3 separate regions of the Homo sapiens genome follow, and all the other regions are linked to region 2. Evidence: read pairs that join two places in POLR2A ChIA-PET (ENCODE). Cell type or tissue: A673. All regions are shown on one strand. Links, peaks and the distances in the headings refer to the core of each region. The heading gives the core; the rest is flanking DNA.

Region 1 (10,768 bases), core at 3,781-6,280, 290 kb after region 2:
CACTCACGCAGAAAGCAGATATGGCCATTGCAGGGTCCCCTGCCAGGGCTGGCAATGAGTCACTTTTTCCACCTCTGCGACCCCTCCCCAAGTCAGCTCTCTCAAGCTGCTATTGTTCTGAGTGAAGGCAGCATCTTCCCACTGCAGAGAAGCAGCTCCTGCGCCCACTTTAAGGGGCCCAGATCCTTCCTCTGGCCAGGTGTGAGGAGGGTATTAGGACCCCGCCATCCCCCAAAAAGCAATCATGAAAACCCAGATTCCCATGAGGCCTTATGTCATGTGAGCCCTGCCTACCTTCCCCCGCTCCCTTCCTTGCCGCTTCAGCCTCCAAATCCCTCCTGGAGCTTCTCAGATATCCCAGGCTTCTTCCACCATCCAACCCCTACACGTTTGCTCCTGCTGTGTCCTCTGCCGGGAATGCTCTTCTCAAGTCTCTGCCCATCTGTCACCTCCTCAGGGAAGCCCTCCAGGATCACTCTGTCCAAAATATTAATACTATCCCCATTATTTTATTCTATCCTTCCTACCCTGTTTCTCCCCCCATAGCATTTGTAACTACCTGGCCTGATGCTGTATGTTTGGTTATTTACCTATTACTTGTCTCCCACACTAAAACATCAGTTCTGTGAGGCTAGGGACTTTTGTCTGCCTCATTCAGTATTGTATCCTCATGCCTAGAACAGGGCCTGGCACTGCAGATGCTCAGTTAAGAGAGGGCAAATGTGTGGATGAGTGTTGAACACACAACACACAATTACGGGAGAAATCAACGTCGTCATTCACTCTGGGCCGGATGGTGGGATCCAGATTAGAGCAGAAGGCTGGGTGCAGACAAAGGCCTGCTCACTTTGGGTTGGAGAATTCATTCAGGGAAGACTTCTTGAAGAGCCTGAATCAATTGTGTTGCCTTCCAAGGGAGGTAACATTTTGTGAAACTTGTCCAAAGCAGGGGAGAAGTGTGAAGAGGGAGAGCCCTAGAATCTAGCTGCCTGGGTTGACGGCCCGCCTTGCTCCTTCCTTACTGGCTGTGTGAGCCTGGGGAAGTCACACATCCTCTCTGAGTCTGTTTTAACATCTGAAAATTAGCTAATAATGGTAACCACTTACAGAAGACTGGGGGTGGATCTAATTAGATAATACCGCGAAAACATTGAGCCCGTGACTGGCACACACTATGCCTGCAATACATTTTAGCTTTTAAAAACTTTTGTTGTGTGAGGTACCCACGCATAGGTAACTTGGTGTACACCTGGGGCAAGTCACTTCACCTCTCTGGCCCCGGGTTGCTTCATGTGTAAAATGAGGAACTCAAATTCAGTTCTTCCCAGCTTTCACATTCTATCACTGCCTGGGTCCTTACGTTGTGGGTTGGAAGTCAGCTGGAGTTTTTCTTTAATCTAGTCTTTCTCCCTTATACCTTCTCGATTTAGCTCCTGGGAAACCTTGTTAGCTTTCGTTGAAAACAAGAAAGACAAATCCAGTTGGGTGTTAGGAAGGCAAGGCTCAGAGTCAATGTGTGTGTGGTGTGACTTTAGGATAGAGGAATAGGGACCCCATGGACTTGGGCCTTGTGTCTGGCGGAAGGAGAGGTTGGAAGGTGGATGCCGGTTGGCAGCGCAGCAGAGAACTCAGGCATGACGTGCCCAGGTGCGAGCTGCCTTGGGCAGGTCTAAAGCCTTGGGAGCAGCAATCTCTTAGCAGCCCTGCAGATACCCCTTTCTCTGCTGAAATGCTCAGTTTTTCTTGGTCTCAAGTGACAGAAACCAACCTCAGACTGACTCCAGCGATTCAGGGGCCATCCTGACTCATGAACCTAAACAGACCTTGATGAACCTTTGTGCCTGGCTGAATCTTGGGGCTTAAAGAACGTGTTCAGGGATCGCGCTTTCTCTTTCTGCTTTTCTTTTCATCACCAGTAGTTTCAGGCTTGCATCCTACAGCTCAGTGAGGCCCTGGAAAAAGAGCATCCCTTTTCTCAAACCTCCTAGGGTTGATTTGGCCCAGCTTGGCTTGGGTGCGGGCAGGGAACCCTTGGCGCAGGCAGAGCTGTGGAGCGTGGTGATGCGTCAGGCCCGTGTTACAGGCTCTGACCTGGAGCTTCAGAGCGCTTGTGCAGGTGAGTGTGTGCAAGTGCACACGTGACTATAAGAGGGTGTGTGAGTGTGTGTGTGTGAGTGTGCACACACAGAAAAACAATGGGACAATCCTTCCCACCATCACTATTTGAGCTGAGAACTGGGGAGCAATGGTCCTCTAGGAGAGCCGAGGGGCCATTCAACATAGAGGGGAGATGGGGAATCCTAGGTGGGTGAATAGTGATATGGGGCCCCTGTTAAAAGCATAGACTCTGGGGCCATTGCCTGGGTCAGATTGTCCCTTCACTAGCTTATGACCTGGGTCAGGGTTCTTACTCTCTAATTGCCTCCATTTCCCCATCTGGAAATTGGGGATATTAGTGCTTCCATCAAAACAAGAGTCTGTGAGGATTAAGTGAGCTATGATATGAGAAGGAGCTTCCAGCTGACTCCTAGATGCCCTTTCTGAGCAGCAGAGGTAGTCGTGGAAATGCCAGCTCCTCTTGGTCAATTACATTGATAAATGTCATTCCCCAGATTTCCCTTTCAGAGCAGCTCGGTAGGTTGTGAATCCAGGCCAGGCAGAATAGAAGATGGGGCTCACTGATTTGCAGAGAGTGGTCCAGGAAGTGGGAGTAGGTGGAGTAGGTGGGGAGAGGTGGACAGGCACCCTCCATAGCCTCAGAGAGCTGGATGCATGCTCCACCCCTCACATCAAAAGCCGGCCAGTCTCTGGACCTGGGAGGAAGGGTCAGCTATTTGTTACTCTCCTTGACCTTTGTCAGGTAATCCCAAATGTTCACCTGTTTAGGTTAGACATTTTATCTTTCTGAGAAGTACTTCTATTTATCTACTACTCTCTGCTGCAAAATGTAGGCATTTTAAAGGTCAATACATTTGTAAAGCCTGACAGTTTCCCGTGTGTTTAGTGCTGAAATGGTCTGTGGACAGGTATATTAGTTACTGTGGCATAACAAATCATCCACAAACCTCATAGCTTAGAATAACAAACAGTTAAAACTATCTCACAGTATCTGTGGGGCAGGAATCCAGGCACAGCTTAGCTGGGTCCTCTCCTTCAGTGTCTCTTCCAAGGCTGCGATCAAGGTCTTAACCAGGGCTAGGATCTCATCTGAAGGCTCAACTGGTGTCGGCTCCATTTCCAAGTTCACACATGTGGTTGTTGGGAGGATTCTGTCATGTGTGGGCTCTTCGATTCAGGGCCTCAGCTCCTCACTGGCTGTTGGATGGAGAACTCCGTCAGTTCATTGCCACACCGGCTCCCCGCTCGCCACAGGGCAGATTTCAGCATGAGCTGACTATTGACCATGTGAGCCTTCCAACCTGGCAGGCTGCTTCCTCACAGCTGGCGAGGGAGAGGGTCTGCTAGCAAGATGGAAGCCCAACTATTCTGTAATCTAATCACAGATGTGGCATTCCCCCAATATTGAGGTATGCTGTTGGTTTGATGGAAATTACCCAAGGAGAAGGGATTACCTGAGGGCATGAATATAAGAAAGTGAAGATCACAGAGACCATCTCAGAAGCTGCCTGAACCACCAGGGAAGAAGCTATGAGGTGTGAACAAAGACCCAGCGACATTGGATCCAGGTTATCTTCTTTAGGTATCTGCACCTGTCCACGCCTCTCCTTGCAATAAATCTTCTTTGTTTAGGAATGAAATGGTCTTTCTTAGTTAATGCGAACAGGGGACATTTCTTGAGGGTGGTTGTAAAAGAACTCCTGTAACCTGACCAAAGCACGTCTCTCACCAGAAAGACCTAGCTGCTGGGGATGGGGTTGGGGGAGCTGCATCCGTTTGCATGTGGAGCCAGGTTCTCTAGGGAAGGAAGGAACTGAGATATCCATCATTGCTCCCCATGACCTGAAGTTGGGAAAAGCCATCAGAGTGGACTCTGGGGCTCTCACCTAACATCTACTGGAGAAAGACAGGAAACCCACGTGGCTGGGGACGGATCCAGAACAAGAAATCATCAAGAGGGTGGGAGCACCTGGCCAAAGCTTGAGCGCCTTAATGAGGTTCACAGGGGACTGCTTCTAACAGGGCTACTGGCTGAGCTGGAATCTTGTCAGGCCCCAGCAGTCCCAGCGTTGTGTTGGGGAGCAGTGGATCTTGAGCTCAGAGGACAGCCTGTGCTTAACAGTGACCCCTGGTGGCCATGAGACCTGATGGCTTTAGTGTAGGTTTCTGTTGTTTGGAAATAGGACTGATCCTCTTTGGACCATGTAAATCCCAGGATTCTTGGATAATGGGAGTGGTGAGAAAGTGAGGTGCTCAAGAGGAAGTATTAGACTTCCTGCTGCTGAAGGTGTAAGGGGCTCAATTTATTCAAGAAAATGTGAAAGCAATAGGGAGGATGCTTCAGTGGTCCCAAAGGTTATGGAATAAACCAGAAGTCCATAAACTTTTACTAAAGGGCTGCATAATAAATATGTGAGGCTTTGTGGGCCATACATCCCTGTCTCAGCTAATGAACTTGGCTGTTGTAGCATGAAAGCAGTATAGACAATAAGTAAGAGAGTGACCATGGTTGTGTTCCAATACAGCTTTATTTACCAAAACAGCCAGTTGTGGGTCATAGTTTTCTGACCTCCTGGGGTAAACAGTTGAGGCTAGTCTTTCCACCTTTGTAAAAGAGAAGATTTTGTGAATGTTTCTGGTTCTGTGAAATGTTCTTTCTTCCTTTGGATAAATGGAAGTTCACAGACCTCCATTTGTTCATTGCTGTTTCTTTATTTTATTTTATTTTATTATTTTATTTTGAGACAAGATCTCACTCTGTCACCCAGGCTGGTGTGCAGAGGCTTGATCATGGCTCACTGCAACCTTGACCTCCCAGGCTCCAGCGATCCTCCCACCTCAGCCTCCCAAATAGGTGAGACTACAGGCGCACACCACCATGCCTGGCTGATTTTTAAAAGTTTTGTAGAGATAGGGTCTTGCTGTGTTGCCCAGGCTGGTCATGAACTCCCAGGCTCAAGTGATCCTCCCACCTCGGCACTCCCAAAGTGCTGAGATTAGGGGCCTGAGCCACCGTGCCTGACCGCATTTCTTCCTTTGTATAAATGGAGAGGTATTTATGAATTATTGTATTCTCCTTTAGGCCAATGGAAACTCAGTCATGGATTTGCTTCATTGTTTTTTCTTCTTTTGTGAGTTACACTCAGTCATTCTAATGCATATATGTATACACACACGTACAAGCTTAGGAATGTACTATTTGTGGTTGTAAAAATGAAGCTGCTCATCTTCTGCTCTGAGAGTCTGGAAAAGTTTATAAATATCAAATAGTATCTGCTGGCATTGTCCAGCAAGACACATCACTTCCTATCGTGTGGGCGCGTCCCTCCAGTCTAGCCGTGTGCCTACGACACAGAGCTCTAGTTGGCATCAGGATTTTCCACTAGACAGTCCGCGTTCCCCAGCGGCCAGCTCGGAGGCGTTCCCGCCCTCAAAGCCACAGCCAAGTCCAGGGCCTCAGGGACAGGTCTGGGGAAAATCTATCAAGTGATTTGGGAGAACCAAGGCGTCTGGGTCGAAGGCAGGGGGATTCCCTCCCACCCTGGCCTCTCTGCTCCTTTCCAGACAGACCTGCCAGGCATTGCCAAGGTGCTTTTTAAAATCTTCAAACAGAGTTTTAACCATGATGTGTGGCAGACATAGGTATCCCTCACATACTCATAGGTATTTGCTTTAAATATTTGAAAACAATGGAGGAATGAAGACAGGCTTGAGTTATTATATATTAAAGTACACGAAATGAGATTCAGGCTTAAATTGTTGTATCAGGGTTTGACCACAGCAGAATCAACTGGAGGGATTTATCGTAGAGATTTACCTTATGCAACTTGGGGAGCTGGTTCACCAGTCTACATGGGGCTGCTTCTTTGAATTTGACGCTGGATCCTCAAGTCAGCAGGGCAGCCACCAAGAAGGAAGGATGGATGGGAAGTGGGAGGGAGTGACGACAAACTGGAGCCACCAGGACAAGCTGGAACCCGGGATGACAGACTGGAAACCCCCCGTCCATCTCTTGCCACCTCCAAGCAGCCATCTGTGATTACTCACTCAGGTGATCTGCAGGAAAAGGTGGCATTCTTCATCCCGGAACTAAACAGGCCTCTGCCAGGATTCAGAGACACTAAGGAGGATCCACAGGGACTGGAAGCTGCAGGCTTAGCTGCTGCCCACACCAACCAGGCGAGCCCACAGAAGGGTGTCCACGTGGGTGCACTGCAGCCGCGTGCTCCATGCCCACCTTCCAAGCATGGCAGCAGTCTACCTGCCACTTCGCTTCCCCCTCCCGGGTCTCACTCAAAATGTCTTTTGGTCTATGCTAACCAGAAACAATGCAGGGAAGGGAATTCTGAGAATTCCAACTTAGCTGAGTTGACATGATCCAAATCCACCACAATTATTACATTAAAAGGCAAATGGCAGTAAGTGAATTGACTAGGGCTTTTATTAGAAATATTACTCCCACTGTCAGTTTAAATGTAGATATTTAAAACGTCCCTAAGCAAAAAGTTACCACATAGTAGGAAAGGCTCCGAGGTCACAAAACCTAGATCCAAATTACTAGCTGGGTGGCCTAGGACAAGTTGCTTAACCTCTCTGAGATTGCATAGCTTCACTTGTAAAAAGAGGATTAAGAGCACCTACTGCATACAGCTGATACATATAAGATTTAGCACAGTGGCCGCACACAGTAGGTGCTCAATAAACGAAACAGCAATTCATCAAGGCACATAACAACAGCACAACACATTGTGTGGCACTATTTTCAGAATGTATCAATCCATTTGAGTCTTTCACTAACTTGTGAACTCCATGAAGTCAAGAGTTATGAGTAAATGAGTGATGTGAATTAATGAATTTACTATATTCCTGGGTACTAGGCAGAGTGGGTGTGATCACGCCTGCTTAAGTATAACAAACTAAACTTTATTGATTTAAGTGCCAAGCCAGGGTTAGGTGCCTGATCTTCTCATGCCCACACCAACCAGGTGAGCCCGCAGAAGGGTGTCCACGTGGGTGCACTGCAGCCGCGTGCTCTGTGCCCACCTTCAAATCCATTGTCCTTTCCAACACAAACTGCCACATCTCTCCCGCATACCAGAACATTCTGGGACTACTATGAAGAAGTGGCTTTGTGTACAGAAGCTGCTCCCTCTTCTTTCATTTCCCCTGATGTTGTAGCAAATGCTTGGAGTTCTTCATAGAACCACTGTTGAAGAGGTTGTGCTCTGTCTGTCTTCAGAGAGACCTGCATGTGCTGCTTTCACTGGTTAAGTTTCACCTTGTCTGGTTCATTCATTCAACAAACTAGATTAAGAATCTATTAGGTACTCAGCATTGTTCTAGAAGCTGAGGATATAGCAGTGAACAAAACAGACATAGCCCTATTCCCATGAAACTTATATTCTGGTTGGCTGTGGGAGTGAGCTTCCAAGAGAGCCCCAGGGATCCCTGCCTCCTGGTACTCACAACCATACTGAATAGGGATGACTTGTGTCACCCAATATGGATAGCTGGATGGCTGGATGGGTGGGTCGGTGGGTGGATGGATATATAGACAGATGAATAGATAGATGATAGACAGATGATAAGTAGATAGATAAATGATAGGTAGATGATGGATGGATAGATAGATAGATAAATAAATGACAGATGGGTAGACAGATGATAGACAGATGGTAGATAGATAATAGACAGATGATAAATAGATGATAGACAGATGATAGGTAGATAGATGATAGGTAGATAATAGGTAGATGGTGGATAGATGTATAGACAGATGGATAAATGGATGGATCGATGGATGGATTGATTAGATAGATGATAAATAGATAGATAGACAGATAGTAGATAATAGACAGATAATAAATAAATGACAGATGATAGGTCAGTTGGTAGATAGATGATAGGTAGATAGTAGATAGATGGTGGATAGATGTATAGACGGATGGATAGATAGATTGATTGATTAGATAGATGATAGATAGATGATGGCATGGCAGTGACTTCTGCAGCAAGATCATATACACAACGTGCTTTCCACCTTGCTCTCTCTCGAGGACATGTATTGAATGCCAGGTACTATACCAATATGTTACATTGTTTTGTCACATTTAATCTTCATGACAGTCTTATGGGGTGCCTTTCTTATTCCCATTTTCCAAGTGGTAAAACTGAGTCACTCACTCTGGGGGAGGCCTGCTGCCATGCTGTGAAGCCTCAAGCAATCTTATGGCAAAGTTCACGTAGTGAGGAACTGAGGCCTCGCACCAGCAGCCCTATGAGGCAGTCGTCTTGCAACCAGCCCCTCCAGGCCCAGTTGAGCCCTCAGATGACTCAATCCCAGCTGATTCCCAAACTCCTGACTCCCAGAAACTGTAAGGTAATCAATATTTGTTGTTCTAAGTTACTATGTTTTTAGAGCAACTCATTATGCAGCAAAAGAAAACTAATACCTGGGGAGTGATGGGCCAAAAATGAGCAAAATATACAGCCTGCCAGGTGGTGGATAAGAGCTCTGGAGGAAAACCAAACAGGGAAGGGGACTGGTGAGGGAGGGGATTGCAACTTTAAGTAAGGTGGTCAGGGAAGATCTCACTGAGAAGGTGACAGGCAATTAAAGACTGGAAGGAGATGAGTGAACCATGTGGAAGGGTCTTCCAGGCAGAGGGATGAGCAGATCAGAGGCTGGGAGGCAGGAGCTTGAGTGTGTCAAGGGATCAGCAAAGAGGCTGGTGTGGTCAGGACAGGTGAAGGACACAGATGGCAAAAGATGAGGCCAGAGAGGTAAGGGGCTGGACCCTGAGATACAGAAACCCTGTGATGAGATGCTGGTCACAGTAGCTCATGGTCCCGGACACATCTTGGTGCCAGGCACGGCCCCTCCCAGCACTGCCATCTTCAGTCCTCACCAAACAGGGTAGACACTGTGGCCCTCCTCACTTGCCGGATGAGGAAACTGAGGCTCACAGAGCTTATATTTCTTACCTAAGTCCACATGATCAGGATGTGGCAGAGCCAGGCTTCAAACCCGGGTCTGAAGTCCACCAGCTGGAATTCGGTGGTGCGCAGACTCTGTCTATTTCCCCCAGGTATCGTTATAGTCCGGGGTGCTCGCTGTCTGAATCAGGATCTGTGGAATCCATGTAGGAGGTTGGTGCACCTCTTTCAGGCCCTGGATGGGGCACAGACCACAAATGGCCCACCAGGGTGGAATTCAGGGGGTGTCCGAGATTCTGAGGAGTCACGAAGGAGCCTGGGGTTGCCCAGCCCCAGGGGAAAGCAGGGCCAGCAAGGCCTACTTGGCAGCCGAGCTCACCAGCTTGGTTCCCAGCTTCCCACAGATATGCATGAATGCATGAATCACCCGCGCGCAGCCTGCCCAGGACGCGCCGTTCTGCGGGGACCACAGCTCCCACTGCGAGCAGGGCCAGCCAGGCAGAGCCTTGGAAAAATGCTGCGGCGGGGTACACCCTGGCACTCGGCTGTGCTCTGTGCCGCCCCAAATCCGCCCGTGGCCTCCTGCCAACCGAGTGGGATTCGGTACATTGGTTTAAAAGAAAAAGTCAATAGAGCACTTTTGAGACGTCCGAGGCCCAGATGTTAGATGTTACTGCTTTTTCTCTACAGGTTATGAAAGCAATACTAGGTGATTCTTATTGAATATGTTCTGAGTGTCAGGTGCTGGACCAATACAGTCACATGTAATCTTCCTGATAATCTTATAGGGGTGCCATTATTATTTCCATTTTCCAAGTGGAAAAACTGAGGCTTTGTGAGAATAATTTGGTTATTTTATTTTATTTTATTTTATTTTATTTTATTTTATTTTATTTTATAAGTTCCAAGATACATGTGCGGGATGTACATACAGGTTTGTTACATAGGTAAACATGTGCCATGGTGGTTTGCTGCACCCATCAACCCATCACCTAGATACTAAGCCCAGCATGTATTAGCTCTTTTCCCTAATGCTCTCCCACCCCCACTATCCCCCATCAGGCCCCAGTGAGTGTTGTTCCCCTCCCTGTATCCATATGTTCTCATTGTTCAGCTCCCACTTACAAGTGAGAATATGAGGTATTTGGTTTTCTGTTCCTGTGTTAGTTTGCTGAAGATAATGGCTTCCAGCTCCACACATGTCCCTGCAAAGGACATGATCTCATTCTCTTTTATGGCTGCATAGTATTCCATGGTGTATATGTACCAGATTTTCTTTATCCAGTCTGTCATTGATGTAGCCCCTCTTTTTTTTTTTTTTTTTTGAGATGGAGTTTCACTCTTGTTGCCCAGGCTGGAGTGCAATGGCACAATGTCAGCTCTCCTCAACCTCCGCCTCCCAAGTTCAAGTGATTCTCCTGCCTCAGCCCCCCAAGTAGCTGGGATTACAGGCACCTGCCACCACACCTGGCTAATTTTGTATTTTAGTAGAGACAGGATTTCACCATGTTGGCCAGGCTGGTCTTGAACTCCCGGCTTCAGATGATCCACCCACCTCGGCCTCCCAAGGTGCTGGGATTACAGGTGTGAGCCACCGTGCCTGGCCCCTGCCCCTCCTTTTTAAAGCTGTATTTAGGTTTCTTTTGTATTCAGTGAAAGTTAAACTTATATAGCAATGTTCACTGAGTCTTTCCCGTATGCTGATTGCTGAGCT
Region 2 (10,768 bases), core at 4,685-7,184:
CAGGCTGAGGTGCAGTGGCACGATCTTGGCTCACTGCAACCTCTGCCTCCCGGGTTCAAGCGATTCTCTTGCTTCAGCCTCCTGAGTAGCTGGGATTACTGGCACCCTGCCACCTCACCTGGCTAATTTTTCTATTTTTAGTAGAGATGAGATTTGACCATGTTGGCCAGGCTGGTCTTGAACTCCTGACCTCAGGTGATCTGCCCTCCTCAGCCTCCCAAAGTGCTGGGATTACAGGTGTGAGCCACCACATCCGGCTCCCTCTTACATTTTGTACCCTGCCTGCCTCATCCCAGCTCCTGCCCTGCTCCTAGTCCAGGGTTCTTTGGCAAGAGCCCTGGGCTGAGAGTCAGGGGACCTGGGTTCTGGTCCAGCTTGTGTCACTAGACTAGCTGTGTGGTTGGACACAATCTCCCTGCATCCTGAGCCTCAGCTGTACCATCTATTCAGGGAAAAGGTTATATCTAACTCTATTCCAGAATGATCTAAGACATCTGCTAGAACTCTGACCGGTGGTGCATTGTGTCTATCTCCTGGGGGCTTTGGAGCCATTTGAGCCTTGCTGACCCTGGCCATTATGGGGTGTCACTCACTGTTTATTTCTTGGCTCTACACTCGAGGTGTTCCTCTGTGCAAACACAAAATCTTTGCAGCAGCTGTATGCAATGAGCCTCAGTGCCTTCATGCCTTTTTCCTGTCCTGGAGGAAATTTCTGTTTTGGAAATGTGGTTCTGTACCTTATTCTTTGATGTCCCGCTTTTTTGTTTTTTGGTTTCATTCCCCAGATCATTGGATAAACATTGTTTAAGGACCTTCTATATGCCAAGCACTGAGCAAGCACTTGGGATGCAAAAGACACGTTTTCAGCCCTGGAGGAGCTCACCTTCCACTGCAGGAGACTGCCCATGAGCAGATCCGGGGACCGGGAGAAGCCTGCAGCAGTGGAGGACTTCCAGGGAGGATGAGGACACTTCGAGGGAACTGTGCACTGTCTTTTCTCCTGGGAGGAAGCCTGCATCCTCTGTGCTGTCTCCAGATGCCATCAGCCCCGAGCAGTGTATAGCACCTTCCTAATAGAATCCTCCTCAAGAGAGTGCTGCAGTGTTACATTTTGGATCCACACTCGAAGGGACGAAGCTTGAAGTTAAAGCTTCCAGTTGTCTCTAACCCCATCTCCCTCCATCCCTCCTCTGGGTTGTGGTTTGTCCCTCAGTTTTTCCGCCTCCTGATAACTTTCACAGCCCATTTCCAAGTCCACCTCCTGCGTTCAGCTTTCCTCCACTGCTCCAGCCCTCAGGGGACTCTTCCCCCTACCCTCATCCTAAGCCTTTATCAACTAATAGGTACTCTCCCTGGCACTTAATTAAGATCTGTCTAGAGTTCCTTGGTGCTTCAGCCCAGCCACGAGATTCTGGTTCTTGCAGGGAGAGGGCACTGCCTGATAGTTGGTAATAGCTGGAGGGCTCATTCCCCTCTACTCAGAGGGTGCAAACTCATGTATCTTCCCAGGACTTCCATGTTTTAAAAATAATGAAGTATGTGCCAATATTTGAAAATTAGGAGATTTTCGCATACGAATCCAGATTTCTGGCTTCCCTTGAAAACTTAGAAGATGTGCCAATTCTGAACCTGCTTTCCTGCCTGGCAAAAATTGGCTAGAGCTGGTAGCAACATTTTCCTTTAGCTGGGGCCTGGGTTCTCCAGTTTGTCACACTCCTCACCACTCCTTAAAGTCTAGAACCCTTTACCTGTCTACCTGTCTGGTCCCTGTAGGCATCTGAGATTTTAAGTCCTGGTTCAACTTTTCTCTTTCTTAAGAAGAGAGACAGCTCATCAGAGCACTGCACACTGGCAGATGCTTAGGTAGCTCAAAGGGAGGGTGGGCGTGGAAAAGGGGATGTGTGAGCACCCAAGACTGTTGAGTGGTTGGGGGTTGGAGAGAGTCAGGCAGGAGGGTGCTTACTATGAATCCAGTCCATAGATACTTAGTATCAATGAACTCAGATGGGTGTTTGAACCTGGCTGATGTGATGTGGGTTATGTGTACAGGTAGAGCTATATTTCATGTGAATACAAAACAACACAGTTATAAAAACCAAAATGAATCTGACTTCTTGAGAGAATGTGCCATGTGCCAGATACTATTCTAAAGTTTTTATATTTCATTCTCATAACAACCCCACATAGTGGGTAACATGATTTTCCCTGTTTCTGGGATGGGGTAAATGAGACACGGGTGAATAACTTGCTCAGGATTACACAGCCAGAACATGAGAAGCTGTGATGGCAACACACACAGAAAGACCCTGAAGCTGGATTTTACAGCAGGATCCGAGGTGCTGGTAGATGCTGGATTTCGTTATTGTTGTCATCTTTCCTCCCCCAGATTAGAGAGCTATTGCTGTGTTGTCCCATCTCTTGGGATTGTAATTTGTCTCCCTCCTGCTAGGAGTCTGTCAGGCTTGAGGCTTTCTTCCTTAGCAGGGGGTTGAAGCTAGCCAGCCCCTCAGGTGTATTACTGTAGGCTGTTTGATCTGGACACATGCAGAAGTATATGGCTTTCGCAAGAGGAGGGAAGGGTGGGGGTGGGGAAGAGAAGAAAGCAGTGGTCCTGCCAGCCAGGTCCAGGTCCCCTCAGACAGACCCTGGATCCCAGAAGCACAGGGCCCACCAGCCAGGTCCCCCAGGATGAGCTCATTCCCCATGTCCCCGGATCTGAGGTCAGCGTCCCATTGCACCATTCTAGCGTCCGTCTTGCTGCAGTGGAAGATTTTTCGTCCCCTTCCCGTTACTTTGCATTGCTTCTGGGCTGCGTTCCCTCTTATTTCATTTTCATCTGAAATCCTGAGCTCACCCTCCCTAGCAGCTGACGGGACCATTTATTTCCGAGGCTGCAGCCAGTCGCAGGGCTGTCGACAGCTGAGTGGAATGCTCTGGGATTTTGCCACCCTGTTTCGTTCCTGCAGACGGGAAGGAAGACAGGAGAACATCTTCATTTTGTAGCAGCAAAGGCTGTCAGAGCCTTGGAGCCTCAGCTGTCATCCCCTTTGGCCTGAGATGCAATTTGTTTTGTCCAGAACACTGCCTGGGTGGACTTGGTCCCTCGGTCATTTGTCCTTTTGGTCTCAAAACCTTGAGAGAGCGTGGTCTGTGCTTTGCAATTGTCCTGTCAAATGCCCCTGGATCTTCATAGCTGGAACAGCTCCTAGAGGTCGTTTTGTCAGAGGTTCTCTGTGTTCAGAGAGGGTGAAGAACTTGTGGGGGTTGCATAGCAAGTGACTGGAAGAGGCAGGACTGACAGGTTCCTGGGTCCTAGGCCCATCCCTTTTGCGTTATATTAGGTTGCCTCTTTAGAATCTCAGAAGGCCAAGCCTCAGGGAAACCTCCCTATGCCCCAACTTCCTGGAATGCTCTTCCTCTAGCCCTTTTCAGGGTTCCTCCTTTCCCTCCTTTGGGGATCAGCTCAAGTGTTGCTTCCTCAGAGAACACGTGGAAAAGTGCACTCATTTCCCTTGGATAAATTCTTAGGAGTGAACTCATTGGGTGAAAATCACATGTCCGCTGGGCACAGTGGCTCACACTTGCAATCCCCACAGTCACTCATGCCTGTAATCCCAACAGTGGCTCACGCCTGTAATCCCAACAGTGGTTCACGCCTGTAATCCCAACAGTGGTTCAAGGCTGCAATCCCAACAGTCACTCACCCCTGTAATCCCAACAGTGGCTCACGCCTGTAATCCCAACAGTCACTCACACCTGTAATCCCAACAGTGGTTCACACCTGCAATCCCAACAGTCACTCACGCCTGTAATCCCAACAGTGGTTCATGCCTGCAATCCCCACAGTCACTCACGCCTGTAATCCCAACAGTGGCTCACGCCTGTAATCCCAACAGTCACTCACACCTGTAATCCCAACAGTGGTTCACGCCTGCAATCCCAACAGTGGCTCACTCCTGTAGTCCCAACAGTGGTTCACACCTGCAATCCCCACAGTCGCTCATGCCTGTAATCCCAACAGTGGTTCATGCCTGCGATCCCAACAGTCACTCATGCCTGTAATCCCAACAGTGGCTCACGCCTGTAATCCCAACAGTCACTCACACCTGTAATCCCAACAGTGGTTCACACCTGCAATCCCCACAGTCACTCATGCCTGTAATCCCAACAGTGGCTCACACCTGCAATCCCAACAGTGGCTCACTCCTGTAATCCCAACAGTGGTTCACGCCTGCAATCCCAACAGTCGCTCACACCTGTAATCCCAACAGTGGTTCACGCCTGCAATCCCAACAGTCATTCACACCTGTAATTCCAACGGTGGCTCATGCCTGTAATCCCAACAGTGGCTCATGCCTGCAATCCCAACAGTGGTTCATGCCTGCAGTCCCAACAGTCACTCACACCTATAACCCCAACAGTGGCTCCCACCTGTAATCCCAACAGTGATTCACGCCTGCAATCCCAACAGTCACTCACACCTGTAATCCCAACAGTGGCTCATGCCTGTAATCCCAACAGTGGCTCACTCCTGTAATCCCAACAGTAGTTCATGCCTGCAATCCCAACAGTCACACTCACACCTGTAATCCCAACACTGGCTCATGCTTGTAATCCCAACAGTGGCTCAAGCCTGTAATATCAACAGTGGTTCATGCCTGCAATCCCAACAGTCACTCACACCTATAATCCCAACAGTGGCTCACGCCTGTAATCCCAACAGTGGCTCACGCCTGTAATCCCAACAGTGGTTCACGCTTGCAATCCCAATAGTCACTCACGCCTGTATTCCCAACAGTGGCTCATGCCTGTAATCCCAATAGTGGTTCACGCCTGCAATCCCAACACTCACTCATGCCTGTAATCCCCAAGGCAGGAGGATTGTTTGAGCTCAGGAGTTTGAGACCAGCCTGGGCAATATAGTGAGACCTGGTTTCTATTAAAAAATAAAAAAAAATTAGCCAGGCATAGTAGTGCACACCTGTAGTCCCAGTTACTCAGGAGGCTGAGGCAGGAAGATGACTTGAGCCTGGGAGTTTGAGGCTGCAGTGAGCCATAATTGTGCCACTGCACTCCAGCCTGGGTGACAGAGTGAGACCCTGTCTCCAAAAAAAAGAAAAAAAGAAAATTTATATGTCTTCAATCACAGTGTTATGCTACCTGCTTGTACTGGGGTCTTCTGTCTGTAAATTATGTGAGGACAAAGCCCATTATTATTTGTAGCACTGTGTTTCACTGCTGTCCTGTTCTCAGCAAGGATGAATGTGAATTGAATGAATGGATGAGTGTACGAACGAGTCTCTTTTGGATTGATAGCTGTTGGGAGATAATTTTCCATGGGAGTCTTGTGTTTCTGCATGTCTTGCAAGCAAACATCCTGACTGCCTTTGTTCCAGATTACATTTTAGAGAATGTTCACATAGTAAACTGCCTTGAAAGATAGAGATGGTGTCTTTCTTCAGAGCAAAGAGCAGGTATGTTTACTATCTGTTATAAAAGATTTGGGTTTCTTAATATGATTCAGCCTTAAAAAGAAAGGAAATTTTGGCACACACTACCACATGGATGAAAATTGAGGTCATTATGGTAAGTGACATGAGCCAGACACAAAAAGACAAATACTATATGATTCCACTTACATGAGTACCTAGAGTTTTCAAATTCATAGACGCAGAAAGTATAATAGTAGTTGCCAGGGGTTCAGGGAGGGGAAAATGGGGAGTTGTTCAGTAGATACAGAGTTTCTGTTATGCAAGATGAAAATATTCTGGAGATCTGCTACACAACAAGGTGAATACTTAAGACTACTGAACTGTCCACTTAGAAATGGTTGAGGTGGTAATTTTATGTTGTGTGTGTGTGTGTGTGTGTGTGTGTGTGTGTGTGTGTGTTTGCCACAGACACAAATGCTGTTTTGGGTTTCCTGAGCTTATGGTTCCTCTCCTATAATGCAGCTCTCCACATGGCTTTGCACTGCCCTGTGGGAATTGGGACTTGAGGAAGTGATGCAAGTAGCAGTAATCTGGCTACTGCTGTTGCTGTGAGTCATCAACTGTCCTTTGTCTTTGACCCAGGAGTCTTGCATCTTCTGCCAGCATCCACAAAACTTGCTAACTTGCAAGTAGTGTAAATCTCAGACTCTTCGCAGTAGACAATCGTGATTTCTGTACATTTTCCTTGGAGCACTTTTGACAACTGTAGGTAAACACTTGTCTTTAAGTAACTTTAAATGCTTGTCTGCTTCATGAAACCCTAAGCTTTTTTTTTTTTTTTTTTGAGACAGAGTCTCACTCTGTCGCCCAGGCTGGAGTGCAGTGGAGCGATCTCAGCTCACTGCAACCTCCACCTCCCTGGTTCAAGCAATTCTCCCTGCCTCAGCCTCCTGAATAGCTGGGATTACGGGCACCCACTGCCATGCCCAGCTAATTTTTGTATTTTTAGTAGAGATGGGATTTCACCATGTTGGCCAGGATTGTCTTGAACTGCTGGCCTCAGGTGATCTACCTGCCTCGGCCTCCTAAAGTGCTGGGATTACAGGCATGAGCCACCACGCCTGGCCAACCCTGAGCTTTCTTGTTTGCAGTTTTATTCCCAGTGCCTGGCACACAGAAAATGCTCAATAAATCTTTGTAGAATGAATGACTGGGTAGATGGATGGATGGATGAATGACTGCTTGTTGTCTTGATCCCACCATTGCTTCCTCAAGAAGAGAACTTCTGGAACAGATGGTCTGGCTTGCCGTCACAGCTATTTGGAAGCAAGCTCCCGAGGAGTCATCTCTCTTTTGTGCCAGGCTGGCTCTAGTCTTCCTCACCACCCCCTCCCCCATGCTTCTCCTACACAAATGCTGCTGAGAGCACTTCAAGGGGGAGGAAAGTCCCACTTCTCTCCATCTGCCAGCTGTTTGCTTGTGATGATCAAGGGTCACTCTGGTCATCTTACAGAAGAGGACATGGAGGCTTATAGAGGTCAAGGCTTCACAAAACAGGCCTGGGTTTGGCCACTCGCTGTCTGGTCTCAGATGGGTCCAGGTTCTGGGGCTTCTGCCCCATACACTACCAGCAGCCCTCTGCACACCAGGAGATGGAACTTAGAAGGATCTCAGGCTGTTGACAAGAGGGTTGGCCCACAGTGGTTTGGTTCAGTGAGCACTCACTCCAGTCCTGGTTTTAGGTGGGCACTGTCCCACTGGGTGATCCTTGAAGACCTCTGAGCAGCTGCCTATAGAAGGCCCCTGTCTGGCTCTGAAGAGCTCAGGGGGATACTTAATTGGCAGTGGGTGGTCTGCAGGGCTTGGCTTAAGCCCTAAGCTTTTTTGTTTTTTTGGTTTGAGACAGAGTCTCACTCTGTCGCCCAGGCTAGAGTGTAGTGGAGCGATCTCGGCTCACTGCAACCTCTGCCTCTGGCTTCTGGGGCTCTCTGGATGCTGACTCAGATCCCATTCACTTTGTCCCTTCAAGTCCGGTCCCCTCCTAGCTGAGTCTCCCCCAGCGCCCTGGGAATGGGGGTCTCTGGCAATTTCTATGTTCTCTTTTCATATCCTCATTATGGTGTAAACTTTATGCCTTGCTCCCCTTGGGGCTGTCCCTGTTTGTTTTCAAGAGCTGCCTTTTGAAGCGAGAAAAAGATAAAAAAAGAACCTAATCAATTTCTCCTTTCATTTCTGCTGAAACGATTTTAATTCTTTTTTACACAGTGTAGATCCCTCTGACTTACCAGGAAAGAGTGACACGGGAAGGCTAGGGAGAGAAGACAACGAAAGCATAAAGCCTCACATTTCAAGACAGCTCATTGTGGCATTTAGAAATGGGGATGTGGGGAGCAGAATTTGGACTCCCAGGCTAATGCTTTTCTGAGCATGTCAAGTTATATCCCTAGTCCGCCCAGTGAATATTTATTCAGCACCTATTGTGTGCCAAATGCTTTCTTGACTCATGAACCCTGACTGCTTAAAAGATATGCTTTACTCTTATTGGTAATGCTGGTAGCTCTTCTTGCGTTTCCTTTCATGTGGATTGTAATAAATAATCTTTTGGAGAAAAATATAGTTATCAGCAATAGTAGTCATTTGTACACTCGTTGATCTACTCATGTATTCATCTTTAAACAAACATTAACTGAACACCTACTATGTGCCACGCTTTCTAGTTGGGGCTTGGGATCTTGGGGCTATGACTTTGACCATGACAAGTAAAGTCTCTGCTTTCATATGCCATAAGTATTTGTGTGTGAGAGAGGCAATAAACAAGAGAACAAGTGTGCATGTAATGACAGACAATGATAAATAAAGGAAAAGTGAAGTAGGTGAGGGTTAGAGAGTGACAGGGGCAGCTATTTCATGCTCATGTGGGAAAATGATGTCCCTGGCTAAGGACACTCAACTCACTCAATGGTTACTTCTTGAAGGCACAGAGTTGAGTTACGGATCTTTTCTCTATGCAGCATGCCCCTCATGTTCTTTTTCCTCTAGTCAGGGATTTGCTGTGCTGAGCCATCCTCGTCCTCACCCTGTTCCTTTGGCTCCTGCCCCACTTGCATTCCTGGGAGTCTAGTCCATCCCTGGGGCCTTCCATCCACCCGTGCCCTGGGCTACCCTTTGCTGCTGTTCCAACACACCAGGCTCCCTCTCAGATCAGGGCTTTGCATGTGCCATTTCCTCTATCTGGAAAGTTATTCCCCAAGATACCTGCATGGCTCTGTCATTCACTTATTTATGGGTTTTTGCTCAAATGTTTCCTTCGTGGTGAGTCTTTCCTGGTCCCCCTATTTAAAATTGCGACAAACCCACCACTGCGTGTAGACATCTGCATTTTCCATCCCCATTTTCTTTATCTCCTTGGCTTTTTATTATCACTTGCTCTACTGCATGTTTTAATTAGTGGCCACTACCTTTAGGTCAGATGGGATGAGAAGATCTTCAAGGGCAGGTATCTAGGGGAGAACACTGTGACACAGAGCTGTCTTGAGAGGACTAATGACCTTCAGGTGAAGGCCCCATGCAGCCTGATGCAACCCCATTCTCCTTCCTCTCTCTGATCTTGCTGAGCCTCCACATTGGCCAAGCCCAGTGAAGAGATGAGTCATGTACAAGTCAGCGTCCAAGGGCACAGAGAAGAATGGAGAAAGGGCTGTGGAGGGGAGGGTCTCCAAACAGTATTCTTTGGACCCCTAGGGATTTATTAAAGAGTTTTGCACAGTCTTGCAAGGATGCACTGGGCTGGACTTTGATCACTCCACCAACATTTCCACAAGGTACAAGGCCTGACTTTGAATTTCAGCTCCGCTGCTTACCAGCTGTATGACTTTGGACAAGTCACCGTGCCCTCTGAGCCCAGATACTCATCTGTTCCGTGAAGCTAAAAATCCCTGCTCTGCATCCCTCTCCAGATGGTTGTGAAGAGTCGATGAGGTTCAGGATGTAGAAGTGCTGCGTAAACAGCTGAGTCTTGGACAAAATTGGTTTTTTTAATCAGCTGCCAGCTCCCATTTCCATTGTTGATTTAGAAATTCCAAGTCTAGATGCAAAATAGGTTACTGGTCGCCATGAGGACCTGGGAATGAAAGCTGTTTTCAGCCCAACCCATCCACTTAAATTGGTCCTTGATGGAAAAATCCATAAACTCCTTTAAGATCCCAGGTGTGGGTAGCAGTTCTGTTACCCATCCATATGTAAGACACCCAGTGTCTGCTGGGGGGCTGTAGACAAGATCTTGATTCCAGCTTATTAAATGCTTCAAGTGGCGATTGGTTCTCCTTCCTCCTCCCTTCCTTACTCCAGCCAAAGGGAGCACCTCTCCTGGGGCGAGGGAGGACAGATGGGTGGGTGGTGGGCAGGGCCGAATGCTTCCTGAGAAGCTGTAGGAAGAGTGTGGGGGAAACTGCAGGCCCTCTTTTCTTTGTTGGGAGCTCATAAGCCGTTCTATAGCAGGTACGCGATACCCCGCAGCCGGAGCCCCGTGGTCCCAGCTCCAAGGAGAGCAGAGAACACTGCCTGTGGTTGCCAAGGCATGTAGCTGCAGCGGGCATGTCTCTTTAGCAATCTGGGCCACTAGCCCAGTGTGAAGTTGGCAGGTGGGCACAACGCTGGCTAATTGCTGTGATTTGGCACTCATATGCGGAGTACAGCGCATTGTACCAAGCTCAGGGGTTAGAGGCAGTTCTCAGCCAGCCGCCTTTGCCTGCTGTCACTCTCTGGCTTTGATACCAAGTCAAGAATCCTGTTTGTTATTGGGGGTGGGGAAAGAGGCCCTCTTTTTCTCCACTGGGCAGTGTTGAATCCATCCTCATTTCTGGCCTGGGGGGTCCCGCGGTCAGCAGCCAGCACTCCAGCCTGGGCAAAGGAGGCCTGAGTCTTCGTCTCAGCTCCCACAATCCCCTGTTCCATATCTTTGGACAAGTTCTTTCCTTGTCTCTACCTTGGCATATGCATTAGTAAAATGAGTCTTGTGCTGCCATACTTGAGGCTTCTTTCAATTCAAATACCTTATGTTTTTAGGACAGGGTTTTCTCAACCTTGGTACTTTGAACATTTGAGGGAGAATAATTCTCTTGAGGGGCTGTCCTGTGCATTGCAGGGGGCTTAGTAGCATCCCTGGCCTCTACCTATTAGATGTCTATGGCACTCACCTCACAAGTAGTGACAAACAAAAATGACTCCAATAAAAAATAAGACTGGGTGCGGTGGCTCACGCCTGTAATCCCAGCACACTGGGAGGCTAAGGTGAGAGGACTGCTTGAAGCCAGGAGTTCGAGACCAGCCTAGGCAAC
Region 3 (10,768 bases), core at 3,402-5,901, 650 kb before region 2:
GCCAGGATTCATGGAGATTCTTAGAGATAAGAGGTGTGCAGGGCCGTGGATATTGGAGGCTCACAGAAACAAAACAGAACAAAGCAAAAACCCCCAAAGGAAAAAAAAACCCAAAACCAAAATAAGGCGAAGCAGCTGGGAGAGGGTGGGGGTGACTGAGCGCAGCGGCCTGGCGCCAGAGTGCCGGGCATCAGGTCCTGCTCCTGGGCCATCGCCGTCACCTCTCTGTGCCTCAGTTTCTGCATTTGTAAAGCAAGGATGATACCAGCACCCAGCCCACAGGCTGTGTGAGGGCTGATTGAGTCACTCATGGAGACAGAGCAGTGCGTGGTGCCTGGTGCATGCGGCTGTTATACTGAGGGTTGGGAAGGGGAGGAGCGCACCACCTCGGGGGTAACTCAGAGAGCCCAGTCCTTCTTGAATTGCTGCCTGGCCCAGGCCATGGTGTCCCAGCAGGTGAAGGGGTGGGCAGTCCAGCTGCCAGCCCTGTCAGATGCAGCCGCAGGGGCTGTGGCTCACCAAGGCCCGGGGCCTGTCCTGGGCTCCTCACTTGGCTCTCGTGGCTGGGACAGATTGCTTCCTTCCTCTCTCCTGGGTGCCAGGTAGGCCCAGAAACCACCTGATGTCAGCAAGGCCTGGCCACCCACTGGTGGGGAGGAAGTGGGCGGGTGCCCAGGGACAGATGAGCCGGGCAGACGTGCCCTGAGGCAGCACAGTCAGGGCTGACGTGGGCATTATGCACCTCGGGGCTTTCAGAGCTGGCTCCGGTCCCGTTTGCCCACATCAAGCAGGTCAGAGTGGAGAGGGCCAGGGGCGCTGGGGTCAAGGCATGCACTGACCAGGCGTCTGTCCCCACTCCTCAAAACACAGCCAGGAGATGAGCGCACTGGGGTGGTGGCCTGTGGAAGAGGGGCAGGGTCTGTGTCCAGATGTGGCCGGAGGGTGGGGTCGACTGTGTGCGGTACGTGTGTATGGAGGTGACTGTGTGTCTGGCATGTGAATGTAAGATTTTAGGAAGGTGAGTGAGCTTGTGCACAGGTGTGTGTGTGTGCACGTGTGTGGCTAAGCATGTGTGAGTGAGTAGGCATCTGTGTGCCGTGTGTGGGAGCCGGGCAGGGGGCAGCGTGTATGGCTGAGTGTGCCAGCACATTGCTGAGCATGTACTCGTGTGCGTCTGGGTGTGTGAATGACAAAATAAGTGTATATGGTTAATTACATGAGTGTGTGAGTGAGTGTGGGGAGGGGATGTGTGTATCCTTGATTGTGGGAGTCAGAGTGTGTGTATGTGTGTGTGTGTATGTACATGCGCTGTTGTGAAGAGTTCTGCAAGAACCCCTCCCCTTTTTTAAATTTTATTTTTTGAGATGGAGTCTTGCTCTGTTGCCCAGGCTGGAGCACAGTGGTGCGACCTTGGCTCACTGCAACCTCTGCATCCCGGCTTCAAGCAATTCTCCTGCCTCAGCCTCCCGGGAAGCTGGGATTACACACGCGCAACACCACGCCCCGATAATTTTTGTATTTTTTTTTTAGTAGAGACGGGGTTTCACCATGTTGGCCAGGCTGGTCTTGAACTCCTGAACTCAGGTGATCCACCCGCCTGGGCCTCCCAAAGTGCTGGGATTACAGGTGTGAGCCACCGTGCCCAGCCAAGAAACCCCTTTTGCATACAGAGCTTTGCTCCTTTGCACGAAAATGCTTATGAACAGGTGGGGTCAGCTGGTGGATGTGTTTAAAATTTTGACAGAAATGGCCAAGGAGCTCTTTAGAAAGGGCAGAGGGGAGCGGTGATATCCAAGTTGATCCCTGACCAGTCAGAACAGGTGTCAGCTGCAAATACCCAAGCCAGCTGAGCCAGCCCTGGTCACTCCAACTTCTGCTCCCACCAGCAGCATCCAAGAAGGCTTGACCTTGAGTCATTCTCAGGCCATCCCCAAAGCAAACAGTGAATGGTGAGCTTTATAATAACAAAGTCAACATATTATAATCTCATGGGCCGTCAGTTACAATGGCAAACATTCATTCATTCATTCATTCACCAATATTCACTGAGCACCTACTATGCCCCAGGCACAGTTTCTGGTGCTGGGGATGCAGCCAAGAACAAGACGGACAAAAATTCCTTTGCTGGTGGCGCTGGTGGGAACAAGCAGACGACAAAATAAGTGAACAGCCTGTGGAGAGGGTTAATTGGTGGTAAGTGCTGTAGATAAAAATAAAGCAGGAACAGTAGATCCAGAACGCCAGGTGGGTTTGCAGTTTTAAAAAGACTGGTCAGTTGGGGCTCCAAGGGAAGCAGGCGTTTGGGTGAAGACCTGAAGGAGGTGAGGGCCAAGCCACATGGATCTCTAGCGGAAAAGCAAAGCAACCCCCAGGCAGAGGCCACGGCAAGCGCAAAGGGCCGGCGACAGCACACACTTGGCCAGTTCAAGGAACAGAGAAGGGGCCAGTGTGGATTTAGTAGCTTTTTAAAAACTAATGATAAAAGCAAATGGTGCTTGTGGAACCACCACACAGAAAAACGAATACAAGAGAAATTGAAAGTCCACAGTCGCTGAAGGGTGGGGGCAGGGGAGATGGACTAAGGATCCGGGTGTCTGGGGTACAGTTCACTTGATAATCAAAGCAATTTTCCGTTTTGACAAGGCAACGCCAAAATAGCGCAGCTGCATCCAAACCTCCCAGCCGCAGCGAAACACCCGGCGTTTTTACACTCGTACCCCAGCCCGACCCTGAGCCAGGCACGTAGTAGGCGCTCGGTCTGCTTCTACATCCTCCCAGCTCCCTGGGTCCTGAGGGGGCGAGGAAAGATGAGTGCAAACCCCCCAAGGTACAGACTGACTTATCCCCAGATCCCCACAGGCCGCCAGCCAGGCCCCCAGCGGCCCCGGAATGACAGCGTCGTCTCTTCCTCCTCCTGCTTTTATGAGCTGTGAAGGAGGCTTGTCTCGCGTTGCACAATTGCCCCTTAATTGCTATTTCCTCTCAGTTATGAATTATGTCATGGATATGGCCGCTCACGTTATTAAACTTCCACACAGGCCTTATCGTCTGGAGTCCGGCCAGCAACCCAGCCTGACCTACTTTCCCACCGGATTTCAAAACCGCCTCCCTTGTCCTCTCGTTGGACTTTTCCTAAGGAGAGTCTACTGTGCCCAAAAACTTGACGCTAAAAATAAAAACTAGAACGGAGAAGGGGGGCCACAGCTGGCCCCACCGAAGGCCTGAGGCTCGGAGAAGTCCCTGGTGACTGGGGCCAAACCCCTCCCTTCCTAGAAGCTTCCTCAGAAAACCTGTCCTTGCGATGCAGGGTTCCCAGCAGGACAGGCAGGGACACCAGCCATAGTCCCAGGTCCCCTGCGTGATCAGATCCCACTCTCGCCTTTCTCGGTCATGGCCGGGATGACTGACTTTGGAGGCAGGCAAACCTGGGTTCAAACCTTAGCTCTGACACTGACTAGCCCATTCATTCATTCATTCATTCACTCCAGGTATTGACTGTCTCCTGAGTGCTGGCCCTGTGCTGGGCAGTGGGGAAATATCTGAGAACGAGGCAGACACAGTCGCTGCCCTCATAGAACTTTTAATCTAGTAGGCAGAGATGGGCACAAAACACAAATTCTGAAATTAGGGCAATGAAGAAAATAAGACAGTGCGGTAGGTTTGAGAACAGCAGGGCTGCCCGTTTGAGACAGTCAGGGAGAACTCTCTGTGCGGAGGGGTCATTTAAGCAAAGACCCCAGTCATGAGAAGAGCCGGATCCAGGAAGCCAGCCCTAATGAGGGAGGGGCTCAGGAGGTGCCTCGCATGCAGGATAGAAGGAGGCGCTTGCTCTCAGTCTCAGCCACGCGCAGGTTGGCATTTGAGAGTGAGAGCCTCCTGAAAGCTTCACCCTGGGGATCTCACTTGCCCCAACCTAGTCCTGGGCCTGCTGGGAAGGAAAGGCATCTAAGCAAAGGGCGCAGCGAATGCAAAGGCCCTGCAGTGGGATGAGCCTGGCGCTCTGGTGCAGAGAGAGCCAGGGAAGAGTGCAGTGCAGGGATGGGGACGTGGGTGAAGCTGGAGAGGTGGGGGTGCAGACCACAGAGGGCCTCGAAGGCCATGCTGAGGATTTGGTAAGGGAGAAGCTCTATTGTGAGGGCAGAGCTGGCAATCCTCGTGGGTGAGGTGATATTTGCCGGGGAGGTAGGGAAGACTCAGGGTGCATTTCTAGGCCGGATGACTTCTTGATTGATGTAGGAGAGATTAGCAAGTGCTTCATTTCTCAGTCTTTAATATTCTTCATCTGGGAAGTGGGAATAATAACATCAACCTCCCCAGAGAAGGTACCATACTTAGCACAGTGATTTACCTGGGTCACCCAGGAAGTTCGTGGCTCAGCCAGGACTGGAACCCAGGCCCTGCTCTCCAGGATGATCGCAACAGGCAGGGGCTGGATCTTGGCATGAGATTCTCCAGCGATGCCACCTCCCGGCCAAACAGGCCTCAGCAGCAGGGGCTGGATTTTTTTCTTTCTGAATTGTGCTTATGCGTGGGGCTGTTTATCTAACTTGGCTGAAGTTTGAGTCCTGGGTCTGTAAACATACCCTTTTAATTATTATACAAATGGTACATGTTCGTGGAATAAAAATTTGAAAATGAAAATAAGCAAGAAGAAAAAGAACGAGAGAGAAAGAGGGAGGAAGGAGGGAAGGAAGGAAGGAAGGAAGGAGGGAGGGAGGGAGGGAGGGGAGGGAGGGAGGAAGGAAGGAAGGAAGGATCTAAATCAACACATGTACACCTAGATGCATTATATAAGGACCTTCATTGCAGCATCCTTTGACATAACAAAAGCCTCCAAACAATGTGAATATCCAAGATTAGGGGCCTTCGTAGCTGCATGAATTAAAGAGTATTTCAATCCTGTGCTGAGACTGAAGTGAATAAAGCAGATATCGCTGTACTGATTTGAAACAACAGCCAAGATGTAATATTAGCCTAGAAAAATGAGATGAAAAACAGTGATTATAGAATGCTACAAAGTGTGTGTGGGTGTGTGTCTGTGTGTGTGTGTGTGTGTGTGTCTGTGTGTGCGTGTGTGTGTTTGTGTGTGTGTCTCTGTGTGTGTGTGTCTGTGTGTCTGTGTGTGTGTGTCTCTGTGTGTCTGTGTGTGTGTGTCTGTGTGTGTCTTAAGGAGAGAGTGAGGAATGTGTTTACCTATTTGCTGGTAGATGCTCAGGTTTCCTGACTTTCGCGTGGTAAAAATGGCAAGTCAGAGATGGGAGGAAGGATGATATTTTGCCTGTCCGTTTGCACTGTTGAAAGGAAAACTTGTGGCTTCTGTTTTTGTTTTTGTTTTGCCATGTGCGTGCCTGTCTTCTGTGCAACATTTTAGCAATATTTGAAAAATCAGAGACTTTTCGAAAGGCCCTGAGATAATCTAGGCTGGCGTTTCCTGAAAGTTCCCCCAAATCCCAGGATTCCAGCAAGGTGCCTGTAGGCCATGGGGCTTGGGGTGGAGCTGCAGGCAGCCTGACCCTCCTTACTCAGAGATGTTTCTCTTTCATCTTTTTTTTATAGGTTGGACAAGTAAAGGTTCAGTTGTAAAAGGGTTTTGCCTGCTTTGAAACGAAATTTTTGAAAAACTTTGATCTTGAATAATCTCTTCATTCTACCGATGAGGAGACAGGAACCCAGAAAGGAGAAAAAAAGGATCGTCTCAGCATCAGGCTGACCTGGGTTTCAGTCTAGCTTTGGCTGCGTGCCTTGGATAGTAAATTTTCCTCCTTGAACCTTGGCTTCTTCCTCCAGGGAGAAAAACCTACCTGAAGGTGATTAGTACACAGATATCAAAAGTGGAAGTAGACCCTGAGTCCTTAGCTAAGGACTAGAACGATCGTGGCAGAAACGTGCACAGGAAATCATGTGGCCTCTGTCTCACCAGCGGGTGTTCCAGGAATGGCAAAAGTGTTCCCTTTTCCCCATTTCACTCAAGTCTAGAATCAGGCATATCTCAGTTTGTTAGAAGTCAGCTCACTACAAAACCCAGGTATTCCCTGGGACACATGCAACTGCAAGGGGCAGGGAAACTCAACTCAAATGACTTTATCATTAAGGAAGTGTGTCTTCCTGTACATTCAGAAAACCCAGAGATGGCATGGCGGCTCTGACAGGCATGCATTCAGCTTCGAGGAACACAGACCCTGACCCCTGGCAGCATTTATTTATATTGTCCCCTGCTACAAGAAATCCAGAGGCATCCAGAGCTGATGGGGTGACTCAGGGGTGCTACCAGGGGTTCAGGTTCTTTCCCAGTTTTGTTGTTGTTGTTGTTATTGTTTTGAGACAGAGTCTCACTCTATCGCCCAGGCTGGAGGGCAATGGTGTGATCTTGGCTCACTGCAACCTCTGCCTCCTGTGCTCAAGCAATTCTCCTGCCTCAGCCTCCCGAGTAGTTGAGAGTACAGGCGCCCGCCACCACGCCTGGCTAAGTTTTGTATTTTTGGTAGAGACGTGGTTTTGCCATGTTGGCGAGGCTGGTCTTGAACTCCTGACCTCAAGTGATCTGCCCGTCTCAGCCTCCCAAAGTGCTGGGATTACAGGCATGAGCCGCCGCACCTGGTCACTTTCCCAGTTTTTGCTTAGCCATCTCGAACATGTGGCTTCTGTCCTCATGGTTGGCCATAATTGCAGCATGACCATTCCACCCTCAGCTCATGTCCACATTACAGGCTGGAAGAGGGGACAAGGGCAGAGCAGTGTGTCCACCATGTTTGTCTCTTTTCAGAAAGCTCTTCTGGGGGCCCCACTGGGAAAATTTGGCTTTCATATCATTGGTCATGCTGGATCACGTGGCCATTCCTGGCTGCAAGGCAGTCTAGGGGAGTGAGTGCGTTTTGCTGGCTCATTGCCATCCCAATAAAGTCAGGGTTCTGTCAACAAGGAAGAAAAGGAGCGAGGGCATTGGGCAGGCACTGAGCAGTGTCTGCCCCAGTAGTTCAAGAATTGTTGATACAATGGCTGAAAGACATCTTCCAAAACCTGTGTTCTCTTTCTGTTTGCATTCTACCATCCTCAGTGTGTGGGCTTCCATCCTGAGACTTGTTTTATCCCCTCAGTTTCAGGAGGGGGTCCCTTCCTTGAAGGCATGTGCTGATGCCCCCTCAAAAAAAAGTGTTCTCCCACCTAGGGAGGAGAGTTGAAAAGAGCTGTGGTTGGGCAGTTGACAATGTCTGCTCCACCTCTATTCACCGGAACTTCTTCTGTTCCATCCTCTTTTCAGTTCAGCTCACTGCGATTTCATTTCCATCTCACAGCGTGGATCAGTCACCTATGCCTACAAGAATGCTGCCTGAGAAACCACCCCCAACCTGTTATTCTCTTGAATAGGGAGTTGGCTGCAGGTTGGTGGACCTTGGCTGGACCCATTAATATATTTCCTGTTCAGCTGGAGTTCTGCTGTCTTGGCTGGGCTGGCTCTGCTCTGCCTCACGGGTCCCTCGCCCTTTTCCTGGGACCAATGGGCCATTCTGGGCATGGCTGCTGATAGTGGGGGCACAGGCACAACAGCCACGTGGAAACATGCAAGAGATCTCTTTTTTTCTTTTTTTGAGATGCAGTCTCACTCTGTCACCCAGGCTGGAGTGCAGTGGCGTGATCTCAACTCACTGCAACCTTCGCCTCCTGGGTTCAAGCAATTCTCCTGCCTCAGCCTCCCGAGTAGCTGGGATTACAGGTGTGTGCCATCATGCTCAGCTAATTATTTTGTCTCTCTTTCTTTCTTTTTCTTTCCCTTTCTTTCTTTCTTTCTTTCTTTCTTTCTTTCTTTCTTTCTTTCTTTCTTTCTTTCTTTCCTTTCCTTCCTTCCTTCCTTCTTTTTTTTTTTTTTTGAGATGGAGTCTTGCTCTGTCACCCAGGCTGGAGTGCAATGGCGCGGATCTCTGCTCACTGCAGCCTCTGCCTCCTGGGTTCAAGCGATTCTCCTGCCTCAGCCTCCTGAGTAGCTGGGATTACAGGTGTGCATCACCACACCCAGCTAATTTTTTGTATTTTTAGTAGAGATGGGGTTTCTCCACGTTGGCCAGGCTGGTCTCGAACTCCTGACCTCGTTATCTGCCTGCCTCAGCCTCCCAAAGTGCTGGGATTACAGATGTGAGCCACTGCGCCCCGCCCAATTGTTTTATATTTTTAGTAGAGCTGGGGTTTCACTATGTTGGCCAGGCTGGTATCAAACTCCTGACTTGTGACCCGCTGCCTCAGCCTCCCAAAGTGCTGGGATTACAGGCATGAGCCACCACGCCCAGCCACATTCAAGAGATCTTAAAGCTTGGTCTCAAAATGACACACTGTCACTTTCATCTCATGCTATTGGCAAAAGCAAGTCCCATGGCCGAACTGAAGTCAAGGCTGGGCAAATACACTCCATCCCTTTTGTGGGAGGAACCACAGTCACATGGGCGACTGTCTTCCTTATCATCACTGTTTGCTGATGTTCCTCCGATCTCTCTGACTTTGTTTTGGTCTCATATATGGGTTCCTCTTCTCTCTCCCTTCAAACACTGTGGGGCCCTAAGCGTTCCATGCCAGCTCTTCTCTTCTGTCTCTATGTGTGGTCTCTGGGCCATCCCAACCATTCTCTAGTTTTCAGTCACCACGTTGGCACTAAAGACCCCCAAATCCATTAGTGGGCTCTCTCCTGAGTCCAGTTGCCAACTGGGCAGGCCACCTGAACATCTCACAGAACTCCCAGATCTTTCTCCTGCTTTGACCTCAGCACCCTCAGCCTCAGCCCCACCTCAAACTCCCTCCTCCTTTATTCCCATGGCACACAACCCCCTCCATGCAGCTGCCCAATCTGGGAACCTGGATGTCAGCAAGCCCACCTGTCTCCATGGTCCGTTCATGCTACAGCTGATGCTGATCATGACCACTGGCTGAGTACTTCCTGTGCGCCAAGGACAGGGCTAAGCCTCATCCCAATATTTTCTGATTTAATTCCTGAAACACCCGCCCCCCTCCCCCCACCCTCCGAGGAGGGGGGCACTGATATCAAGTTGTCTGTATTCCATATGGCACATGCCCTCATGGGACAGGTGGCTTCTTTCAGAAGCTGCAGTGATCTCTCCCAAACCAATTGGTTCTGTCAATCCCCAGTGAAAAATCCTTAAGAATCCTCATTGTCCCAGAGACCTGGGCTAAACCCCTTGGTCTGAAGCGGTCAGGTCCAAGATTCTTTCATTTATTCACACACAAAAGGAAATGATTGCGCTCACTCCATAAGCCAGTCAGCCTCTGGGCGCTGGAGAAACATGAGAGGCCCTGGGAACTTAGGCCCAACGGCAAGAGAGAAAATAATAAATATCTAACATGTCAGGTAGTGACGAACAGATATGAAGACAAATAAGGCAAGGCGAGGGGAGACTTATTTGAGAAGGGTCACTATTTCAGGAGGGAATTCAGGGTCAGCCTCTCTGCTAAGAAGGGATTGCAATGAAGTAAGGGGGTGGCAAGTGCAAAGGCACTGGGGTAGAAAGGGGCTTGGTGGCCGCCTGTGCAATGAGTGTGAGAGGTGGAAGAGGCTACAATATGGGCGTGGCTTCCTCCCTGAGTGAAGTAGGGAGCCATGGGAGGGTTTTGAGCAGAGGAGGGCCCTGCCCTGACTTTGATTTTTACAGAATCCCTCTGGCTACTTGTGGATAACAGTCTTCATGGGGGCCAGGAAGCGGAGAAGTCTGCTGCAGGAAGCGAGGTTTTGCAGGCCTCATGACACTTAGATCACAGAGAGGATTCAGGGGTTTGAGTGACATTCTCAAAAGACACAGGAAAACCAAACAGGATTTTCGGGTTAACCAGAAGCTGCCAGAAGATGGACGGTGCCCAGCATGCCCTGCCCCCAGGCACCCTGGTCCATGGGCCTTTTGTGCAGCATCCTCGGCGGGTGTGGACGCTGTGGTGCTGGTGTTGCTGGTGGGTTTTCCCCTGTGCCTGCCTCTTGGCTGTTGAGGACAGTGCTGGGGAGGATGTGAGCACTTAGCACCCCAGCGTGGTCCGGGCGATGGTGGCCCAGCTCCCGCCAAAGACGCTGACTTCTTTGAACCCGAGAACAAACATTGACGTTCTTAGTTCTGCAAAAAAAAAAAAAAAAAAGCCCTGCGTCCATGCACGCTGTATCCCCCCATCACCAAACTCACTTATCTCGCTGCACAATCCTTCAAAGCACAACACAATGTATTTATGTCTGTGGTTTAGGTTCCCAAAACCTGTGACATCAGATAAGTACGATGTTCACAAAAACAAACATCGCAGAAAGGGAAAAAAACGACCAAAAAGAAGCAGCTGGTTTCAGCCTCGACTTCCTCTCCCAAGAAAAAGGGGCTCTATCTGGCTGAGGTTTCACTGTATTCAGGCTGGGGGGTCAGAGGAATGCCGTCCTGCCCTCTGTCCAACTGCTCGCATCTCAGCCTTTGATGTGTGACTCTCTGAGGCTGAAAAATCTCACCTGCAAAATGGAAATGCCAATCTCCACCTCTTGGGACTCATAAAAATAATAATAAAATGATAATAAAAATATACCAATAATTGCTCATCTTTGGATCAATTGTGTTCCATAGGTCATTTCCTTAGCAAATCCTCACATCGGCCTGTGTTTTGCCTTCACGTGGGGTGGCTACTGAGAACATCTCCAGTTGACACATGGGGAAACTGAGGCTTCAAGTAGGAAAAATAGGCAGTTATAAAACACTGCATGGCTACTTTTGGTTTTTAGAAAATGCAAACATGTAATATATAAATT

The links. Peaks named below come from ENCODE experiments on the same cell type or tissue, not always from the same donor. Only the 100,000 strongest peaks of a DNase experiment are listed, where the experiment ranks them.
Region 1: POLR2A ChIA-PET joins it to region 2 with 5 read pairs; 5 of 35 experiments call an interaction of 5 or more read pairs at or near these places.
Region 3: POLR2A ChIA-PET joins it to region 2 with 6 read pairs; 1 of 35 experiments calls an interaction of 5 or more read pairs at or near these places.

The regions. Positions count from the first base shown.
Region 1 is chr20:51,322,186-51,332,953 of GRCh38, forward strand. No RefSeq gene overlaps it. Among named protein-coding and RNA genes, the nearest start is that of MIR3194, 130 kb to the right of the region's middle. RefSeq lists an enhancer at 5,893-6,771. In A673, for the core only: a CTCF peak has its summit at 4,283 (motif pointing left); no DNase peak of the experiment used is centred there.
Region 2 is chr20:51,027,879-51,038,646 of GRCh38, forward strand. No RefSeq gene overlaps it. Among named protein-coding and RNA genes, the nearest start is that of KCNG1, 10 kb to the left of the region's middle. RefSeq lists an enhancer at 6,769-7,753. In A673, for the core only: no CTCF peak of the experiment used is centred there; a DNase peak (open chromatin) is centred at 6,013; H3K27ac peaks cover 2,486 bases.
Region 3 is chr20:50,376,428-50,387,195 of GRCh38, forward strand. LOC124904928 (a long non-coding RNA gene) reads right to left here. Exons shown (of 2, transcript XR_007067641.1): 2 at 9,199-10,100. Among named protein-coding and RNA genes, the nearest start is that of LINC01271, 60 kb to the left of the region's middle. RefSeq lists a silencer at 2,641-3,069. In A673, for the core only: a CTCF peak has its summit at 4,488 (motif pointing left); DNase peaks (open chromatin) are centred at 4,464 and 4,881; H3K27ac peaks cover 2,500 bases.